Linked DNA regions of Homo sapiens: region 2 is linked to region 1. A link is an interaction called in ENCODE POLR2A ChIA-PET data of the cell type or tissue named here. Cell type or tissue: PC-3. All regions are shown on one strand. Links, peaks and the distances in the headings refer to the core of each region. The heading gives the core; the rest is flanking DNA.

Region 1 (8,746 bases), core at 174-8,173:
CTGGGGAGGCCTCAGGAAACTTACAATCATAGTGGAAGGAGAAGAGGCACATCTTACATGGCAGCAGGTGAGAGAGAGCGAATATGTGAAAGAGGAACTGTCAGACACTTGTAAGACCATCAGGCCTCATGAGAATTCACTATCATGAGAACAGCATGGGGGACATGGTCCCCATGATCCAGTCACCTCCCACCAAGTCTCTCCCTTGATATGTGGGGATTATGAGGATTACAATTCAAGACAAGATTTGGGTAGGGACACAAAGTTTAACCATATCATAAACATAAATGAAAAGACAATAAGGAAAGCAGATTCTAGATTCCCTGCCAGGTGCCACCTGACTATACTATCATCCAGCAGAAATCACCAAATAGACCGTAAAATCAAAACCCAGTTTCACCCACTGCTGCCGTCTGTGTGAACACAATTGTCCATGTGCTCAGTCAGAATCAGCCTTTGCCAAGAATATAGTTGCACACATATCTTTGTGTATTATATTGTGGCACATGAGCCACATTGCTCAGTCACTTATATGAGGAAAGTTTAACTGAGAACTCAAGACTCTAGGTCTCAGAAAGGATGCACTTTCAGGCCACATGTTTAACTCTCCTGTTTGGACTCAGAGGGACAATATATTAGTGAAATCTACAGAAATAAATGTCAAACAAAGAATCAGAGACATTTAGTTGGTTATTTCACACACTAGTTATTTTGCATGCAGTTTGCAATATTTTTTCCTCTCTTTGATCAGTCCTGGTTCTTCCTTGATTCAGCTGATTACCTTACTTTTAGCATGTATGAAAACAAACTGCACACAAAATAGCTAAATAGTCTGTATTTTGTTTGCACATTTTATGGGTGTGGTTAGCTGACGGCTACAGAGAGTTCAGTGTGGGTATTCTCCCTTTGTGTAGGCAGTTTACAGATATTTTAAAAAAAACACTTTGGGTTTTTTTCTTTTGTTTTTGAGATGGGGTCTTACTGTGTTGCCCAGGTCGGTCTTGGACTTGGGCTCAAGTGACCCTCCCACCTCAGCCTCCCAAAATGCAGGGATTACAGGTGTGAGCCACTACACCCAGCTGAGGCTTTTTTTTTTTTTTTTTTTTTTTGGAGACAAGGTCTCACTCTGTCTTCCAAGCTAGAGTGCTGTGGCACAGTTATGGCTCACTGCAGCCTCGACCCCCAGGCTCAAGTGATCCTCCCACCTCAGCCTCCTAAGTTACTGGGACTACCGGAATGCAACACCAGGCCTGGTTAATTTTTTATTTTTTGTAGAGATGGGGTCTTGCCATGTTGCCCAGGCTGGTCTCAAACTCCTGAGCTCAAATAATCCTCCCACCTCCACCTCTCAAAGTGCTGAGATTAAAAGCATGAGCCACTGCACTCAGCCTTAGTTTTTTGTTTTTGTTTTTTTTTTATTTTAGCTATGTAGCATATGTGACAGTCTTTCTAAAGTCTGCCAGTCTCCTTCTGTCAGCACTGCTACCTTAAGCCATGTAGGTACCATTTCCCTCATTGGAATTTTTTCCTTATCAATCTGAGAAAAGCCTGGGGAGCAATCTGAATGTTCCATCAAAGGAGAGTGGCACATCTAGTCAATGGAATATTAGGCAGCCATTAAAGATAATTTATGTCCTTGGACTCAATAGTTCCGTTTTTAGGACTTTTATACTATAGGAATATAATACACAAAGATATGTGTGTAACAATGTTCACTGCAAGATTGTAATAGTGAAAAGTCGTGGCAAAGAAAATGTCCATCAGTAAGGAACTATGAGTCTAAAATAAACAGATATGTATTGTCTTACATGGAAGGATGTCTACATATTTACTCTGTGCCAGAGTATCATGTGATTTATTTTTGTTTTTTTTTTAAAATAGCTTATTGAAGAATGTTTACATATAGAAAAAGACCTGTTAACAGGATTTATCAGTAGGATTCTACTGAGAAGGGTCCCAAAGAATAATTTAAGTTTATATCTTATTTCTATAGTTTGCATTTTTTAAATTTAATTTTTCTTTTGATAACTTTGGTATTTTTTATATTTTTTACAATAAGCAATTATTATTTTTGTAATTAAAGTTTATAGCCAGGCATGGTGGTGTGATCCTATAGTCCCAGATACTTTGGTAGCTGAAGTGGCAAAACCCTTGAGCCCATGAGTTCTAGGCCAGCCAAGAGAACATAGTGAGACCCTGTCTGTTAAAAAAAAAAAAAAAAAAAAAAAAAAAAACCAAACCAAAAAAAAAACACCAAAAAGTATAGCACTTATAAGGGGTTTTAACAGCATGGGAAGTACTTTTATTATAATGTAAAGTGCAAAAATCAGGATATAAAGTTTACATATAGTATCACAGCTATTTTTTCTAAAGTGTACATAGGAAAATAATTTGAAAGACAAATACAGTGATGTTTACAGAAGGTAACTGTGGTTAATGGGAATAAACTTGTTTAATGCCCAGCATTAAGGGGCAAGGGTGGAGTCTGGGTGAAACCAGAAAGAACTGGTAAAAGGTGAAAGGTTCAAAAACTGGAGGTCAAGATAAAGTTTAGTACAAGTTCAGTAAAGCCAGGAGTATAGGTGATTTCTGAGAGAATTAGATATTAAAAGGTCTTTTTCTGGTAATTTTTTGCTACCAAAATAGAATTAAAACTATTTTTGAGATGCTTTAATACTCCCTGCCAAAAGCTGCAATAGGATGCATTAGGTCAGAGGATTAAACAAGAGTAAATTTTTGTAATCTTTTTTTTTTTTTTTTTTTTTTTTTGAGATGAGTCTCCCTCTGCCTCCCAGGCTGGAGTGCAGTGGCGCGATCCTGGCTCACTGCAAGCTCCGCCTCCTGGCTTCACGCCATTCTCCTGTCTCAGCCTCCCGAGTAGCTGGGACTACAGGCGCCTGCCACCACGCCCGACTAATTTTTGTATTTTTTAGTAGAGACGGGTTTTCACCGTGTTAGCCAGGATGGTCTCGATCTCCTGACCTCGTGATCTGCCTGCCTGGGCCTCCCAAAGTGCTGGGATTACAGGCGTGAGCCACCATGCCCGGCCTAATTTTTGCAATCTTTTTATGAAAAATATGCAGGGATTCAAATAGAAAGACTAAGAGATAATAGGCTGTGTGTAGTGGCTCACGCCTGTAATCTCAGCACTTTGAGAGGCCAAGGTAGGCAGATCATTTGAGCTTGACGGTTCGAGCTCAGCCTGGGTAACATGGCAAAAAATAAAAAAATAAAGTAAAATAAAATAAAGATAAATAAAATAAAAATAAAATTAGCTGGGTGTGGTGGCACATGCCTATAGTCCCAGCTACTTGGGAGGCTGAGGTGGGAAAATCACCTGAGATGGGGAAGGTCGGCTGCAGTGAGCCATGATCATGCCACTGCATTCCAGCCTGAGCAACAGAGTGAGAACCTGTCTCAAAAACAAAAACAAAAACAAAAACAAAAACAAAAAAAGATTGAAACAGTAAATAACACTATGTAAATTTCCAACCATTATTAATATTAAATGTGAAACTTGCTTTTTTATAATGTTTTAATTTACTATAACTCTAAGGAATTAAATAAATTTTTAGGTATTAACTGCAAAGGTTGAAAATTCAGTTCCATGTTCCTGAGAGTCATCAATCAGGTGCTTTAAATAGACTGCTTCACATTTTGTAACGTTAACTCACAACTCTTTCAAAATTTATGAATTCTATTTTCTTTTACTCTAAACCACTTTTTCTTCGTTCATTGTTTCGTCCCATCAAAACTTACCCTAATGAAAATCTTTTACTTTTAAGAGAGACCTAAAGAGGACTTTCATGTTAATTGGTATGTCCTATAGTCTGCTTTCAGATGCACAATCTTCTATAGCAAAACTTAATCTCTGCCTGACTGCTGAAGATTTCTGAAAATGCCACATTCACATATGCACACACCACCACCCTCATCAACATTACCACCTCCACCAGTTGTTGTATGTATCTGGCCTATATACTAATATCTGTTTGCTAAACAGAAATTAATCACAAAGTAAATCTAACATAAAATGTATTCCATACTGTAGAATTATTTCTGGATTACTCACTATGTTAGCTGTATTAATACATCATCTTTTAATATATCTAATCAGAAGTTGACTATAATTGGTTTTGTTTTTATTCCATTATATCCTTTTGATACTGACTACTGTATAATCAATCATGGACGTTAACTGGGTTTTGAGACAGTAAAGTCAATCCTTTTTTATTACGGCATTCTTCTGTTTTTTTTGAGGCAGAGTCTCACTCTGTTGCCCAGCCTGGAGTGCAGTGGCATGATCTTGGCTCACCGCAACCTCTGTCTCCTGGGTTCAAGCAGTTCTCCTGCCTCAGCCTCTGTCTCAGCCTCCCGAGTAGCTAGGACTACAGGTGTAGGCTACCATGCCTGGCTAATTTTTGTATTTTTACTATGGATGGGGTTTCACCATGTTAGCCAGGCTGGTCTTGAACTCTTGACCTCAAGTGACCCACCCACCTTGGCCTCTCAAAGTGCTGGGATTATAGGCATGAGCCATCATGCCCAGCTGAGGGCATTCTTTTTTTTGAGACAGGGTCTCAGTCAGTCACTCAGGCTGGAGTGCAGTGGCACAATATCAGCCCACTGCAGCCTCTACCTTTCAGGTTCAAGTAATCCTCCTACCTCAGCCTCCCGATTAGTTGGGACGACAGGCACATGCCACCATGCCTGGCTAATTTTTGTATTTTTTGTAGAGATGGGATTTCACTATGTTGCCAAGGCTGATCTTGAATTCCTGGGCCCAAGTGATCCACCTGCCTCTGCCTTCCAAAGTGCTGTGATTACAGGTGTGAGCTACTGCACGTGGCCTCATCTGGGCATTCTTAATTTTGTTACTTATCATTTCTGGGTTAGTTTTTGAAGGAGGTAATAGGTTTTTCACAAAATTTGATAATAAATAACGTGTACCTGAGGCATAATAGACTTACCTTTAATTTTATTTTGCCATTTGATAATTGGCAAAGTTTACAAAGAAATATACTGACAAGGTTTTTAGTTCACCACATCTAGATTTGATTGTGTCTATGAGCTCCAAATAAATATATAGGAAGCATAATTTCCTGTCAATGCATTCAGTTTTTTTAAAGTTTTATAGTCATGTTGAATGTGAAGTGATCCGGGACAATTGAGGTCATCATTGTTGAAGAATTTTGAACATTTGATTCATGCTCTCATTTAGTTCTTTAACTGATTATGTGCAACTTCAAAATTGTATCCTGGCACCTTTGTTCCTTAACTATCATATGGGGTTTATGAGAAAGGACTTGGAAACTATGAAGTACTATACATATATAAAGTATTATTTACTGGTTTTAACTAAGAGACCTAGTGTAAGAAAATACCCTAAGGGAACTATGACATAGGTTGCCATGTTATTTACATTGACATTTAGGCTGCAGAATATGGATAATAGATTTGCCTCAGTAAGAACAGTGTAGTAGAATGCTTGCTTGTTCAGTGACCTTCAACTGGCACTTATTGTCTAGTACTCAAACAAAGATAGCATAGTTTGAGGGGTTACGCTGCTCCGTCAGATCATTGTTTTTGTCATTTGTATTCTCTCCTTCCTTGTTGCCAGAGTCTGCTGTAGGATGGTAAGGAACAGTAAAGGGTTGGGGTGAAGTAGTAAGAAAAAACAATTAGCATTTCTCTTCTGGAATGAAAAGTACTGTTGGTGTACCCGACTAAATATGGATGTTTATCTGTATCATTATATATTTGATAAATTAAAATTTATTCTAACCTGAATTTCATAATTGGATCTAAGTTATTTTGTCATATTTATTACCAGGAAGAATTAACACAAATTTGCTAATTTATGATTCTGTTCTTATAGTTTTCAACATATGATTTCATCCCATCTGCAAAATTAAAGCTTTCTCAAGGAATGCCAGTCAATGATGATTTATGTTTTAGCAGAAAAAGAGTATCAAGAAACTTATTTCAGAATAGTCGGGATTTTAACCCAGATTGTCTTCCTTTATGTGCTGCTGGTAAGTACAAGTTGCTGATGATGGTCATGTTGAACTAACAGACTTCTCTTAACTTCATAGTGCATTCAATGACTCATAGAACTTTAATCTAGTAGGCAGTTCAGATTCAATAAGTTATTTATTGAAGATCTGATAAGAATGGACACTTAGACATTATTATCTCATAAAACCCTGGAGGGTTTCTCACTGAAATCGTTTAAGTATTAATATAGGGCAATATTTGCTTAATACATCACCCATATTTATTAAGGTGCTTTTCTAAGTCCTGGAGGTCTGCCTAATAGAGCTTGCATTCTACTTAGGAACGAGAACAGACATTAAATAAATACAAGACATAGTAAGTTATCTGGTGATAAATGCTATGAAGGAAAACAAAGCGAAAGAAGGCCATATTCAGGAAAGAATATTTGAAGCAAACCACTGTATATCAGGAGAAGAGAATAAATAGTTTCAGGAAGAGGGAACAGTCAGCACAAGTAACTAAGAGAGAAGTGTGTGGGGAACATGTTTGAGAAATACCAAAGAGACCAGTATGTCTGGAATGAAATAAGAGAGGGGAAAATAAGTAGAAAATTAAAGACATAATAGGGGTGCTTATTTAAGGCCTAGTGGACTTATAAGTGAACTTTACTTTTTACTCTGAATGAGGAGCATTTTGAAGAAAGAATTGACATCACTTGTTTCCAGGCTCATTTTGGATTTTATTTTTAAAATAGATGAAAGTGTATTAGTCTGTTTTCACACTGCCATAAAGACATACCTGAGACTGGGTAATTTATGAAGAAAAGAGGTTTAATTGGCTCATGGTTCTATGGGCTGCACAGGCTTCTGCTTCTGGGGAAACCTCAAGAAATTTACAATCATGGCGTAAGGCGAAGGTGAAACAAGCACGTCTTACATGGTGGGAGCAAGGGGAAGAGAGTGAAGAGGAAGTACAACACGCTTTTAACGATCAGATCTTGTGAGAACTCTATCATGAGAACAGCTCCAAAAGGAGAAATCTGCCACATGATCCAGTCACCTCCCACCAGGCCTCACCTACCTCCAACATTGGGGATTACCAATTCGACATGAGATTTGGGTGGGGACACAAAGCCAAACTGTATCAGAGAGCAAGGTCAAAAACAGGAAGACTGATTAAGAATCTGTTGTAGTAATCGTGGCTAGAGTTGATGGAGGCTTTAACCAGGATAGCAAGAATGTGGTAAGAAGTGATTGGATTCTGGCTTGGCGCGGTGGCTCACGCCTGTAATCCCAGCACTTTGGGGGCCAATGCAGGCAGATCACGCAGTCAAGAGACTGAGACCATCCTTGCCAACATGGTGAAACCCCGTCTCTACTAAAAATACAAAAATTAGCTGGACGTGTTGGTGCATGCCTGTAATCCCAACTACTCGAGAGGCTGAGGCAGGAGAATCTCTTCAACCCGGGAGGCAGAGGTTGCAGTGAGTCAAGATCGCACCACTGCACTCCAGCCTGGCAACAAAGCAAGACTCCATCTCAAAAAAAAAAAAAAAAAAAAAAAAAAAAGGTGATTGGATTCTGATTATATGTCAGCGGTAAAGTTGATATAGTTTGCTGGTAGATTGGGTATAGAATGTGAGAAAGAAGTGTCAATAATGCTGTAAGGATTTTTGGCCAGAGCAACTGAGAACATGGACTAAGTGTTACAAAAGTAAATATTACGGTACTTTAGAGGAAATGGTCATTGTCATTGACCATAACATTTAGAAGAAAAAGGAGAGCATAGGAAGAAACTGCCTTTGTGGATATTCTTCAACATACCCATCTTTATAAATGACCATATCATTTAGAAAGAGGTTGAGGCCGGGCGCTGTGTCTCATGCCGAGATCACACCACTACACTCCAGTCTGGGCTACAAGAGTGAGACTCCGTCTCAAAAAAAAAAAAGAAGAAGAAGAAAGAGGTTGAGGAGGTTGAGCTTGAGTTCTAAATGATAGTTTAGGATTTCAAGATATAGCACCCAGGTAATAAGAAAAATTGTAGTGTGTTGACAAAGTGATACCTATTAGAAGGGAAAATGGTTTAGAAGGTAAAGATTTGACTATGTTATAGATTTAAAAATGTATTTAACATCTAAATGATAACAGTTTTCAAAATTTGTTGGGTTTGATTTTAGATATATTATTCAGTAAACATTGTTCCCTAGGAGAATTTATAGACCTTTATGCAGTGAAATTCTATAGTATTTTCATACAAAAATGAAGTGGCATAATGACTGCATAGTTTATTTTATTGTTTAATAGAGAAGGAGAAATGCAAGAATATGTCCAGTTATGTTTGTGGCAGTTTTGATTTTGATTTTGATTTCTCTGTACCATTGAGGAGCTCATTTCCTAATTGTACAGATTCTAAACAACTGGAAAATAAGACAATATGTAAGCTAATGCTTGATTGGATGATATGAATTACAAATACTGTAAGGATTCAAGAAAGGAAAACATAGGTATTGAAGTGGTTTCAGAAAACTGCAGAAAAGAGATTGAGCTTGACTTTAAAGGAGGGAGAGGCTGGGCGCTGTGGCTCACGCCTGTAATCCCAGCACTTTGGGAGGCCAAGGCAGGCGGATCACCTGAGATCAGGAGTTCGAGACCAGCCTTAAATAACTGAGGCAGGAAGATCACCTGAGCTCAGGGAGGTCGAGGCTGCAGTGAGCCAAGTTTGCGCCACCGCATTCCAGCCTGGGCAA
Region 2 (8,746 bases), core at 296-8,295, 100 kb after region 1:
GCCAGATTTGCAAATTTCTGCATAGACGGTAGTGAAACTCAGATTTTTATAGTATGGTAGTCATAAAATTGTTAAAAAAAAAATGTATCCAGTCAACTTATAGCTGGCTTTTTAAAAAAATAACAAAAAACTTCTCCCCCCATTCAGTTAAGTAATTGCAGATAGGCAAAAAGAATAAAGCACACATCTCTCTTTTGTATGGAGAACAATTGTTAACACCAGCTGCCAGTTTTGTATTTTATTTTATTTGGTGTAAATCCTTACAAATCTGTGAGTGCATGTGTGTATGCATATATATGTATTTAAAAAATCTATAATGGATATTTTTCTGTATCAATACAGATGTACATATTTCCTTTTTAATTCTTATTATTCCATTATATATGATTTATTTTTTTTTTTTTGAGACGGAATCTCACTGTATTGCCCAGGCTGGAGTGCAGTGGCACGATCTTGGCTCACTGCAACCTTCACCTCCCGGGTTCAAGTGATACTCCTGCCTCAGCCTCCCGAGTAGCTGGAACTACAGACGTGTGCCACCACACCCTGCTAATTTTTTGTATTTTTAGTAGAGATGGGGTTTCACCATGTTGGACAGGCTGGTCTTGAACTCCTGACCTCAGGTGGTCTACCCTCCTCGGCCTCCCAAAGTGCTGGGATTACGGGCATGAGCCACCGTGCCTGGCCGAGTATACTATTTATTAAAGCAGTCTTTTTCTTTTCTTTTTTTTTTTTTGAGACGGAGTTTCACTCTTGTTGCCCAGGCTGGAGTGCAATGGCATGATCTCGGCTCACTGTACCCTCCTCCTCCCAGGTTCAAGAGAGTCTCCTGCCTCAGCCTCCTGAGTAGCTGGGATTACAGGCATGTGCCACCACGCCCGGCTAATTTGGTATTTTTAGTAGAGACAGGGTTTCTCCTTGTTGGTGAGGCTGGTCTCGAACTCCCAACCTCAGGTGATCCGCCTGCCTCAGCCTCCCAAAGTGCTGGGATTACAGGCATGAGCCACCACGCCCGGCCAAAGCAGTCTTTTTCTTAATACACCCTCCAGTTTTGCTGTACAACAGTGCTGGTAATGAATGCCCTTAAACAAATACATGTTTTTTCTGATTATTTCCATAGTATAAAATATGTACAGTTGCTATTTGGTACACTCATTATTTTGATTTATGTCTTTATTAGTAAAGATATAGGTCTTTTTTATGTTTATTGGTCATTTGCATTTCTTCCTTTGCATTATTGTCTTTAAAGTTTTAGTCATCTTTTTAATTAACTACTATTAATATATTAAGTAGTAGTATATTCTAAGTATATTTTAAGAGTAAATCAGTTTTATGGTCTGCTTAATTTTGAGAATAATTCCTCATTTTAAAAAAAATGAGACATGCCCTATAATTTAATGATTTGGTTTCCATTTAAGCTGTTAGTGGAAGAGATGAAGGTAATTATGAAAATATAATGTGGTATTACCTTAAAGGGGTAATTGCTTATTACCTTATAGCCTTAAAAATTAGATGACATAATTTTAAGTATATTATGTAGTTATTATCCAGACTGTAAGCCTTTCTCAAATATGTTTTTTAGAGGTAGGGTCGTGCTCTGTTGCCCAGGCTGGAGTATCGTAGCAGGGTCAATGCTTACAGCAGCCTTGAACTTCTGGGCTCAGGTGATCCTCCTGCCACAGCATCTCCTGAGTAGCTGGGACTGCAGCTGTGTGCCACCATGCCTGGCCCCTTAAATGTGTTTTAAGTAACATTTATTCACTTTAAAAATTACTGTTTAATTTTTTAAAGCCATAATTTATATCTTATATAATAAAGTTGAAACCTAGCTGTCAGGATTTATAAATCGTAAGTATATAGATATATTTAAGCAATATGATTTTATCTTTTCTAAAACTTTATCCTGAGCCAAGTGATGAGCTTCCTTTTGAAATGTTTATACCCATGACCAGAATTTTTGTCAGTTTTACTTTTAGCCTCCAGAACAGTTGTTAAAGATATGCCGTTTTCCAGTGATTGATAGCAAGGTAACATTCAGGCACCGAATCAGATTCTTACCTAAATAAGAAACATTGAATTTTAAATAGTATTTCTTCATTGGGTAGCAGGCAGTGTACTTATTTGTTGTTTGAATGAGGTAACAAATCCACAGTTATTTGGTTTTCATTCAAATACCAACAACAAAATGGCAGTTTTGTGAAGAATTTATAATTTTATTTACAATATAAAAACTAATGAACCTTCTGATTCTGACTTGTAGGGGATTAAGACTCACATTAATATTTCTTTAATAGCTAAATTAGGGCTTTTTAAAAGGTGTTGTTGAGGCCAAATAATTTTATTGGCATTTGGAAGATATTTCTCTTTTTTTCGTGTTTCCACAGATCGTTAACTGAAGACAATATGCAAAATTCTCACATGGATGAATACAGAAATTCTAGTAATGGCAGCACAGGCAACAGTTCAGAGGTAGTGGTAGAACATCCTACTGATTTCAGTACTGAGATTATGAACGTTACAGAAATGGAACAGTCACCTGATGACTCTCCCAATGTGAATGCATCTACAGAAGAAACTGAAATGGCAAGTGCTGTGGACCTTCCAGTGACGCTGACAGAAACAGAAGCAAATTTCCCTCCAGAATATGAAAAATTTTGGAAAACTGTAGAAAATAATCCTCAGGATTTTACAGGCTGGGTATATTTGCTTCAATATGTAGAACAGGAGGTTAGTAACTATTAAAATGGTATCAGAAGGGACAAATTAATCAAGTCATTAATTTATAATGAAACAGTAGACCTTATTGTTTATGATTAAAATTGACTCATAATTTTCAAATGAAGTTGAATAACATTAGGTAGCTACATTTTTAGCTTTGAAAATAGCTTACAGCTTTTGTATGTTGTAGAGAGTCAGTAGTGTCAAAGCTTAATGTTTTGTAATAATTGAGGTGTAAATGTGTGTGTAAAATTGCTGAAATAAAAAGTTGGCAAAATTAGTTCCTTCTGTTTCAATTGCGTTTAGAAGAAAAAGGGGGCTGCTGCCTGTGTAGGTTTTTTTTTTTTTTTTTTTTAAGTGAAAGCAAGTTTATTAAGAAAGTAAAGGAATAAAAGAAGGGCTGCTCCATCGGCAGAGCAGCCTGCATGTGGAGTTTTTAAGCCTGCCATTTATTATTATTTTTTTAGATAATAACGTTTGAAAGGAATAATAAATATTTTTTTGACAGAAATTTCCACAATATTTAAATACTGTTTTATTTTTATCAGAATCACTTGATGGCTGCCAGGAAGGCATTTGACAGATTTTTCATACACTATCCGTATTGCTATGGTTACTGGAAAAAGTATGCAGACCTTGAAAAGCGGCACGACAACATTAAACCATCAGATGAGGTGCGTACATCACTGAATAAACTTATCTCCAATAGGTACTGTAAGCCAATTAATAACAAAACAAAGATTTTTTTTTTTTTTTTTTTTTGGCTGGCAGTACCTACCATTTATGGTCAAACAATTTTTATAGGGTATTTATTTGCATTTGTCACTCTTGTGGCATTTGTAGCTAATATTTTCTCTCTTTGTTGGCAGGTGCGTTAAACCTCTACAGTTTGTCAAGCTTTGCAGTGCAAGCCTCTGTATTACACTGCAGCTTAACAAGTAGGGCAGGGCTTTTCTCTCACTTACATTTATTTCTCATTTTCCAAACAATATAGTTGGTTTGCTAGTCACATTTGCTACGTCTTATTGCATTTTTGGTCAGACGCTGTCATTGATGCTCTAATGGGTCTGTGCCCTATGGTCTGTAACCCAAAGCCTGCCCACACAACCCGGTCAGAATGCAGGGACTGCTGCGCTTTGAAGATCAAGACTCTGCACGTGGGGATCAGAACATTGCCATGTTCTATCCAACCTCCACCCAAATGGTAATGGTAGATTATTTAAACAAAATTCCAGTAATTAGTATTTCTAAGGTTCACCGGATAACACAGTGTTGCCTCTCTGTTAAGAAATAATTAAATATTTGAAGTACAGTTTGCTGTTTTCTTCTTAGGTTTATCGGCGGGGGCTTCAGGCAATACCTCTTAGTGTTGACCTTTGGATACATTATATAAACTTCTTAAAAGAAACATTGGACCCTGGTGATCCTGAGACAAACAATACAATAAGAGGGTATGTGGAACATTGATACTGAAATGTTTTTTATGATATAAATAATTATTCTGATGTTGATAATAGAGCTCATGAAAGCTAAGCTGGAAGTTTAACTTCTATTCCATTGTTAAAAAAATGATACATGTAATAAACTTAAGCTTTATGATTTGAAAATGCAGATAATAAAGCCCTCCTACAGTCCATGCCTCTTATGTCCCCAATTCCACTCCTCAAGGTTAATAGCTTGGTGTGTGTTCTTTCAGATATATGTATAAGTACATGTTTATGCGTATGCTTTCATACTGCTCTTTGACTTTTTTTTTTTAATAATGTTTGGGAATCTCTTCCTGCCATATTTTTTAACAATTACAAAAAGTATTTTATAATACTTTATAAAAAGTATCTTATAAGCCAAAGTACTCTATTTCACCAAATCCTTATTTATAGGAAATAATCAGTGCTACAGTGAACATCTCTGTACAAGTCAATATTTTTTGTAGAATGCACTAGAAATGGAACTTCTGTCAAAGGGAACACACAGCTCAGTTTTATCAAATGTTCCTTCAAAAATGGTATCGATTCTAAACTCCCACAGTGTATGAAAATAATCATTTTCCCACAGCTGTGCCACATTTTTTGTTTGTTTTACCTCCAGTGGCATCTCTTTTAATTTGTTTATGTCTTGATTGCTCATCCTGGTTTACCATGTTCTCATATGCTTATATAAGCCATTTTTTAAATTACCTGTTGATATTATTTGCTCATTTTTCTATTACATTATCTTTTTCTTGATTACAGTAGTTTGCTAATGTACTTGTTTTTGGTTTTCAAAAAAAAGCATGTGCATATTGCTTAAGAAGTTAGCTAATGTTAAACTGCTTGTAACAAAAAGTACCACCTCCACCTCCCTTCAAATATTTTAGCTCTTTCTTCTGGTATTTTCCACCATGTGTTTAACAGTAGATCTATGTTGCTTTCTTTCTTTCTCTGTTAGCTGTAGACATTATGTATCTGTTACGGTAAGTGAGAATTTTAACCCACTTACACTTTGTTTTCTCATTCCTTATCTTTCCAATATAGCTACAGAATAGGTTTCAATAATCAGCTTCAGTATTTTTTTTTAATCATTGTAAATCCATAAATAAGGATGGGCACAGTGGCTTATACCTGTAATCCCAGCACTTTGGGAGGCTGAAGTGGGAGGAGCGCTTGAGCCTGGGAGGTTGAGGCTGCAGTGAGCTGTGATTGCACCACTGCACTCTAGCCTGAGTGACAGAGTGAGACCTTGTCTCAAAAACAAAAAACATTAGCTGGGCATGGTGGCGCATGCCTGTAGTTCTAGCTACTCGGGAGGCTGAGGCAAGAGAATCGCTTGAACCTGGGAGGTGGAGGTTGCAGTGAGCCAAGATCGATCGTGCCACTGCACTCCAGCCTGGATGACAGAGCAAGACCCTGTCTCAAAAAAAAAAAAAAAAGAGAGAGAGATCAAAAACCTATAAATATTTTTCATCATACTGTCTTTTCATTTTATAACCTTTTTGGTTTTTAATTGCTCCTCCCCTGCCCCTCATTTTTCCCGTTTGTCTAATTTTCTTTGAACATTTAAGGTTTTTTCATACTCTCCAGCAGCTTTGTAGAAGGCTTTAAATATAGCTTTCTATACAATCAGATCTGTTAAAAAATGTGTAAGTCCCATTTTTTCCTCTCCTTTGAGCTGTCTCCTGGAAACCTTCCTACTATAATCTGGACTGGTCTTCTAGTTCTGCTGTACAAGAGTTGTCTTGGGATTTTCTTATCATCATGGTTCTAGGAGATGTCTTTACCTCACTTCTGGGTGAGTTTATTATTAGATCTCACTCTTTTCTTGATTTCATGTCCAACTTTTAGAAGAGTGTGTCCTATAACTTCTTGTTAAAGGATGCTTGGATGAAAAAATAATTTTAAGGTTTGGTAAGCTGTAGAATTTGGAGTTGAAAATTATTTTCTCCATAGAGCTTTGAAGGCATTATTTATTCCTTTATAGCTTCTGCTATTGCTTTTGAGAAGTCCAATACCATTCTTGCAGAATAGATTCTCTTTCTATAATGTGTTTTTCCTCTGTGGAAGCTGTTAGGATGTTCTCTTTGGGTCTGATGTAAATGAAGTTTTATAAAAATGAGCTTTGATGTGGATTTTCTTTTTCTTATTGTGATTATTGGGTGATTGGGTGAGTCTTTTCATTCTGAGATTCTAATGTCCTTCTATTCTTAGAAATGTTATTATTATGGATATTCTTATTTTGACAGTTTCCTTGCCTTGATTTTCTCTGTTGTTTTTAATAGTTGGATGTTGGACCTCTTCTTTTAATTACTGAGTTTTTCTTTTCTTCTTCCTATTTTTCATATCTTAGACTTTGTCTGGCTTTTTGAGGTATTTCCTTGACCCTTGTATTGGATTTTTAACATCTTCCATCAGATTATTATTATTTTTTTTTTTGAGACAGAGTCTCCCTCTCTCCCCCAGGGTGGAGTGCAGTGGCTCGATCTCGGCTCACTGCAAGCTCCACCTCCTGGGTTCACGCCATTCTTCTGCACCAGCCTCCTGAGTAGCTGGGACTACAGGCACCTGCCACCACGCCTGACTAATTTTTTGTATTTTTAGTAGAGACAGGGTTTCACCGTGTTAGCCAGGATGATCTGCATCTCCTGACCTCGTGATCCGCCCGTCTTGGCCTCCCAAAGTGCTGGGATTACAGGCGTGAGCCACCACGCCCGGCCCAGATTCTTAATATCCAAGAATCTTTCTTGTTCTCTGAGTGTTCCTTTTTTTATACTCTCCAATTCTTGTTTCATGGCTGCATATCTTTTTGTTATTTCTTTGATGATACTAAGGATAGTTGAGATTTTCCTCTGTTCCCAGGACGGTTTCCTCTCAAATTTTTCTGTTTACCCATTTTCATCTCTGAGATATGTGATCTCTGGATTTTTGTTCCTATTACAGATTAGATATTAACAAGCTATATGAGCCAGGCACAGTGGATCACTTGAGGTCAGGAGTTCGAGACCAGTCTGGCCAACATGGTGAAACCCTGTCTCTACTTAAAATACAAAAAAATTAGCTGGGCATGCTGGCAGGAGTCTGTAATCCCAGCTTCTCAGGAGGCTGAGGTAGGAGAATTGCTTGAACCTGGAAGGCAGAAGTTGCAGTTAGCTGAGATCGTGACATTGCACTCCAGCCTGGGTGACAGAGCGAGACCCTGTCTCAAAAACAAACAAACAAACAAACAAACAAACAAAACAAAACACAAGCATATGGAAGCACTGTGTGTTTTGTATGGGGCATTGTCAGTTGGCCTATGGTGTTTCACAGTAGTGTAATCATGTGGCCACTCTTTTTGCTGGTGGATTCCCAGTGATAGTAACCTTATATCTTATTCCTGAGCCAAGCAGTTTGTTTAGAAAAGGATAATTTTATTTACTTGGGGAATGGACACCTAGCTTCTGAAATCCCCATAGCTGGGCGGGAAAGTTGAAGATTTCTCACGATTCATTAAGTATACCTTCTTCTAAACGTTCTGTCTTCATTTCATTACCTTCTTGTCTTCTTCCCCTTTTCTCCATACTTTTTTCAGTGTCTGGTTAATTTTCTGAATCATTTGGGGTTCTGTAGGGACAGTAACATCTATTTTATTCTTTTGAAAACCTTACACCAAATATGCACATGCATGCATGCACAGACACACATGCTCTTCAATCTTTTATTTCTATATTAAACATATTTCCTCCAATGTTGGTATGTTTTTAACTTTGTTTATGGTGTCTTTTATCATATGGAGTTTTATTTTTCCTTAATGTGCTTCTGTTTTAATTCTTACTGGTTCCTGAGTTTTGTGCCTATTTTACCAAAAATATATAAATCCTGTATTTTGTTCTAACTTTTCTATAGTTTTTTGCTTATTCATTTATCTGAATTTAATTTCTATCTGTCGTGAGATAGACATTAGCCTTTTATATACTCCCACTGTTGAATTAAAGTATCTCCTATATCATACACCAAATACTCACACACATTGATCTCTTTTTTGTTTTCTTGGCTCTGTACTGTTCATCCATTTTTCTGTTACCTGGCCAGTGCCAAACGTGTAATTACTATAGCTTCCTAGTTTCTTATATTATCTTTCAGGAAAATGCCTGCTGCATTATCCTTTTACAAAGTCATTTTGCATTTTTGTATTCTAGATGAATAGTAGAATTTGATTTTTTCTTGTTCCACTAAACATTTTTTAGCGCTTTATTGAAATTGTGTTAAAATTGTGGTTTAACTTAGGGGAGTGTAGTTTTATACTTTTTAAAAATCTCTCTTGATTCTAAGATACTTATCTTGAAAGTATGTATCTAAAAGCTTTATCCCATTGGAGTATTAAATCCAGTGATTAAAATTGCTTACAGAAATCTCTTGACATGACTAGGTATTTTAAAATACTTTGTAACAAACTTTTTTTTTTTCTTTGGAGACAGAGTCTTGCTCTGTCATCCAGGCTGGAGTGCAGTGTTGAGTGGTGCAATTTCAGCTCACTGCCACTTTCGCCTCCCAGGTTCAAGTGATTCTCATGCCTC

What was found. Peaks named below come from ENCODE experiments on the same cell type or tissue, not always from the same donor. Only the 100,000 strongest peaks of a DNase experiment are listed, where the experiment ranks them.
Region 2: POLR2A ChIA-PET joins it to region 1 with 42 read pairs; 5 of 35 experiments call an interaction of 5 or more read pairs at or near these places.

Annotation. Positions count from the first base shown.
Region 1 is chr14:44,989,868-44,998,613 of GRCh38, forward strand. It overlaps TOGARAM1 (TOG array regulator of axonemal microtubules 1), which reads left to right. Exons shown (of 20, transcript NM_001308120.2): 2 at 5,879-6,035. Among named protein-coding and RNA genes, the nearest start is that of TOGARAM1, 32 kb to the left of the region's middle. RefSeq lists an enhancer at 1-118. In PC-3, for the core only: no CTCF peak of the experiment used is centred there; no DNase peak of the experiment used is centred there.
Region 2 is chr14:45,092,837-45,101,582 of GRCh38, forward strand. It overlaps PRPF39 (pre-mRNA processing factor 39), which reads left to right. Exons shown (of 14, transcript NM_017922.4): 2 at 2,385-2,727; 3 at 3,267-3,392; 4 at 4,051-4,169. The coding sequence starts at 2,404. Among named protein-coding and RNA genes, the nearest start is that of PRPF39, 13 kb to the left of the region's middle. In PC-3, for the core only: no CTCF peak of the experiment used is centred there; a DNase peak (open chromatin) is centred at 3,585.